Regions from separate parts of the Homo sapiens genome. Here region 1 is linked to region 2. A link is an interaction called in ENCODE POLR2A ChIA-PET data of the cell type or tissue named here. Cell type or tissue: Panc1. All regions are shown on one strand.

Region 1 (2,500 bases), 70 kb after region 2:
TGATGTGCCTGCTTTGGCCTCCCAAAGTGCTGGGATTACAGGCGTGAGCCACTTCTACCTTCCTTTTTTTTTTTTTTTTTTTTTAATTTTTTTTCCTGAGACGGAATCTTGCTCTTTTGCCCATGCTGGAGTGCAGTGGCGCAATCTCGGCTCACTGCAACCTCTGCCTCCTGGGTTCAAGCGATTCTCCTGCCTCAGCCTCCCGAGTAACTGGGATTACAGGCGTGTGCTACCATGCCTGGTTAATTTTTTATTTTTAGTAGAGACTGGGTTTCACCATGTTGGCCAGGCTGGTCTTGAACTCCTGACCTCAAGTGATCCACCTGCCTCGGCCTCCCAAAGTGCTGGGATGACAGGCGTGAACCTGCGCTGGCCGATATCTTGATATCTTGATATGTTGCTCTGGCCCCAAGCGATTCTCCCACCTTGGCCTCCCAAAGCTCTGGGATTATAGGCTCAGCCTTGGGCTTTCTTTAATGGATTTATTTCACTTTTCCATGCTGCATCTCTGATCAGGTCTCAGAGCTCCTTCCATGACAGGACGTGTGCAACTGACTCATTCTTTGACCCACCTGCATTACAATACCAGCAGTGTTTTTTTTTTATAATCATAGAACAGCACTCAATAGGTCCATTTGGCCTATGGTGAAAAGCCGAGTCCTCCCATCCTTCCCCTGGCCCTGAAGTTCCCCATCCTACTGCACCACTATAGACACTGGCATTGGCATCACAGATTTTTTTTTTTTTTTTTCCTTTTCTCATTTTTGAGACAGAGTCTCGGTCTGTCGCCAAGGCTGGAGTGCAGTGGTGCAATCTCGGCTCACTGCAACCTCTGCCTCCCAGGCTCAAACGACCCTCCTGGCTCAGCTTCCCTAGTAGCTGGGATTACAGGCGCGTACCACCACGCCCGGCTAATTTTTGTATTTTTAGTGGAGACAGGATTTCATCATGTTGGCCCAGGCTAGTCTCAAACTCCTGACCTCAAGTGATCCGCCCACCTCAGCCTCCCAAAGTGCTGGGATGACAGGCGTGAGTCACTGCACCCGGCCTTTTTTTCCTTTTTTAAAAAAACCATTTTTGTGCTTCCTCCAAGAGATGAGTCTGTGCTTACATAAGCATAAACACAATTTCTAAATTTTCAGTTTTATTTTTTGACTGTGTAATCACAATACAACACTGGAAAGGATACAGAGAGTGAAAGTCCTCCCTCCCACCCTACCATCCGATTCCACACCCCCGAACTGGATACGAATGTTCCCCGTCTCTCCTGCGCCTTTCCTGAGATGCTGCGGGGAATACATTTTTCTTTTTTTACACAAGGAGTACATACTGTACACTCCGCTTTTTTTTTTTTTTTTTCTCACACAAGATGCTGTGAACATAAAGAGCTTCCTCATTCCTGTGCTATTCCCCACCTTTATTCTGGCAGGTCCACCCAGCTGGGTGTGAAGATCTAAATTAGTGTTTGGCGACCCCTGACTCCTCTCACATCGTTCTTGCTTCCGGATTTGAGTCCCAGTTTGATTGCTTGCTTTTGTTTTTTTTCTTTTCTTTTCTTTTCTTTTCTTTCTTTTTTTTTTTTTTTTTTTTGACACGGAGTCTTGCCCTGTCACCCAGGCTGGAGTACAATGATGCAATCTCAGCTCACTGCAACCTCCGCCTCCCAAGTTCAAACAATTATCCTGCCTCAGCCTTCCGAGTAGTTGGGATTACAGGCACCCGCCACCACACCCAGCTAATTTTTGTATTTTTAGTAGAGATGGGGTTTCACCGTGTTGGTCAGGCTGGTCTCGAACTCCTGACCTCAGGTGATCCACCCTCCTAAAACGTTAGCTGAGCATTAGCCAGGTGTGGTGGCTCATGCTTGTAATCCCAGCTCTTTGGGAGGCCGAGGCGGATGGATCACTTGAGGTCAAGAGTTCAAGACCAGCCTGGCCAACGTGGTGAAACTCTGTCTCTACTAAAAATACAAAGCTGGGCGTGGTGGCAGGTGCCTGTAATCCCAGCTACTCAGGAGGCTGAGGCAGGAGAATCGCTTGAAACTGGGAGGTAGAGGCTGCAGTAAGCCCAGATCCCACCACTGCACACCAGCCTGGGTGACAGAGCAAGACTCTGTCTCGAAAAAAAAAAACAGAAGAAACGGGAAACAGAAGTGCAGCTCTCATAGAGATGCTGTGACATCTGGGTGAGTTAGTGCATTTAGGAAACAAAAGAACATAGCGATGAAGAACCCAGCTTCTGGGGTAGGGGGGTGCCAAGTCCAAGTTCTGCTCACCACATTTCCTCAAACAAATGACAAAACCTTTCAGAGCCTCAGTTTCTTCCCATGTATAACAGGACTAATCAAACATCGCAGCCCCTCCTTTCTCACTCTTCTGGAGCTAGAACTCAGACAGCTAATCCCTGAGAAGCGCTTTATCCAGGCCAGGAATAGAGCAAGTGTGAATAACATTAGCAAATATATCTAAAGCACTTGGCAGAAAACCTGCCCCAGGCCAGG
Region 2 (2,500 bases):
TGGCGTGAACCCAGGAGGTGGAGCTTGCAGTGAGCCGAGATCGCACCACTGCACTCCAGCCTGGGTGACAGAGCGAGACTCCGTCTCAAAAAAAAAAAAAAATGGCATTACAAGGGTCCTCGTAGAAGGGAAACAGAAGGAGATTTGACACAAAAAAAAGGCAATGTGGTCACTAAAGTTATGCTGGCTTTGAAGATGCAAGAAGGAGCCATATGCTAAAGAATGCAACTGCAGAGGCTGGAAACAGCAAGAAAATGGATTCTCACGCTGCAGCCTCTTAAAGAAGCATGGCCCAGCCCATGAACACCTGGGTTTCAGCAGTGAGACTGATGTTGGTCTCCTGACTCCAGAACTATAAAATAATCTGGCCGGGTGCAGTGGCTCACACCTGTAATCCCAACACTTTGGGAGGCCGAGGTGGGTGGATCACGTGAGGTCAGGAGTTTAAGACCAGCTTGGCCAACATGGTGAAATCCCATCTCTACTAAAAATACAAAATTAGCCAGATATGGTGGCGCGCACCTGTAATCCCAGCTACTCAGGAGGCTGAGGCAGGAGAATCGTTTGAACTCGGGAGGTAGAGGTTGCAGTGAGCCGAGATCACATCATTGCACTCCTGCCTGGGCAACAAGAGTGAAACTCCATCTCAAAAAAATAAAATAAAATAATCCATATAATCCATTTCTGGCCAGGCGCGGTGGCTCACGCCTGTAATCCCAACACTTCGGGAGGCTCAGACAGGTGGATCACTTGAGGTCAGGCATTCGAGACCAGCCTGGCCAACATGATGAAATCCCATCTCTACTAAAGTTACAAAAAAAAAAAGAATAGCTGGACATGATAGCGGGCACCTGTAATGCCAGCTACTCGGGTGGCTGCGGCAGAAGAATCGCTTGAACCCGGGAGGCGGAGGCTGCAGTGAGCCAAGATCTCGCCACTGCATTCCAGCCTGGGCAAAAGAGCAGGACTCTATCTCAAAATAGTAACAATAATAATAATTATTATTTCTGTGGTTCCGAGTCACTCAATTTATGAGTAATTTGTTAGAGTCACTATAGGAAACTAATATGTACCCCAAGGGGCAAGACCCCAATTTCCCTTTGTAGAGGTTTTTACTAAAAGTAAGAGGAAATGCAACTCAGATTGGCTTCAACAACAAGGAACATTCATCAGGCCCATGGGGAACATTAGGTTGGGTTTCCATAACTGAGACTCAGAACAAGAGTGTCTCAAACAAAATAGAATGTATTTCTTACCTGACAGGCTCAGTATAAGCAAGTGAGAGCCTCTAACAAATGGAAAAACCTTCCCCCGCACCGCACGTGGGCAATGGGGTAGCCCCGGTCTTAATTGAGGTAGGAGGGCAGCAGCAGATTAACCTCCCTTTCCATTCAAAGCTGACTCTAGGGGCTGGGCTTTCCCCTCTTACATGGCCTGATGTCATAGAGCCTTCCCAGCCTGTAGGAGGGCAAACGTGACTGTACCCATTCCAACCTGTAGGAGGGCAAATGTGACTGTACCCATTCTAGAGATGGGAAAATGGAGACCTGTCTGAGAAGGAAGAAAGAGCCCGTCTGTTCAGCCAACATCTGCTAAGCACACACAAGCTAATCAGGCTCCAGATGGATGGGGGTGGGGAGCAGCTGCAAACAGACATAGGAGGATAGGAGAAGGGGAATAGTAACAGGGGGAGGGACAGGTCAATAGGTCAAAAAGACTGACGGTATATCTGCCCATCAAGAGCACTTTTTAGGCTGAGCATGGTGCCTCATGCCTATAATCCCAGCACTTTGGCAGGCCAAGGCAGGAGGATCTCTTGAGGCCAGGAGCTTGAGACCATCCTGGACAACAAAGTGAGACCCCAACTATACAGAAAAACAAAATTTTTTAGGCTGGGCACGGTGGCTCACGCCTGTAATCCCAGCACTTTGGGAGGCTGAGGTGGGCGGATCACCTGAGGTCAGGAGTTCGAGATCAGCCTGGCAAACATGGTGAAACCCTGTCTCTACTAAAAAATACAAAAATTAGCCGGGCGTGGTGGCAGGCGCCTTAATCCCAGCTACTTGGGAGGCAGAGGCAGGAGAATCATTTGAACCCAGGAGGCAGAGGTTGCAGTGAGCCGAGATCGAGCCATCACACTCAAGCCTGGGGGACAAGAACGAGACTTCTCTCAAAAAAAAAATTTTTTTTAATTAGCTGGGCATGGTGGTGCATGCCTGTAGATCCAGCTACTTGGGAGGCTGAGGTGGGAGGATCGCTTGAGCCCAGGAGATTGAGGATGCAGTGAGCTGTGATCATACCACTGTGCTCAAGCCTGGGCAACAGAGCAAAACTCTGTCTCAAAAAAAAAAAAAAAAAAAAAAAGCACTCTTAGAGGTAAGGGGACCTTCTTACAATAAAGGCTGGGTGGTCTCATGGTATAGGGGTGATAGCTACCTGGCCAATACCATCCCTCGGGACCTGGCACACAGTAGGTATTCAGGAACAGATGTTGGAATCC

Evidence for each region. Peaks named below come from ENCODE experiments on the same cell type or tissue, not always from the same donor. Only the 100,000 strongest peaks of a DNase experiment are listed, where the experiment ranks them.
Region 1: POLR2A ChIA-PET joins it to region 2 with 10 read pairs; 15 of 35 experiments call an interaction of 5 or more read pairs at or near these places.

What each region holds. Positions count from the first base shown.
Region 1 is chr19:14,509,527-14,512,026 of GRCh38, reverse strand. No RefSeq gene overlaps it. Among named protein-coding and RNA genes, the nearest start is that of DNAJB1, 7.6 kb to the left of the region's middle. In Panc1, no CTCF peak of the experiment used is centred here; no DNase peak of the experiment used is centred here; H3K27ac peaks cover 403 bases.
Region 2 is chr19:14,579,818-14,582,317 of GRCh38, reverse strand. It overlaps a transcript of CLEC17A not described here. Among named protein-coding and RNA genes, the nearest start is that of CLEC17A, 2.0 kb to the left of the region's middle. RefSeq lists an enhancer at 1,561-1,610. In Panc1, no CTCF peak of the experiment used is centred here; no DNase peak of the experiment used is centred here.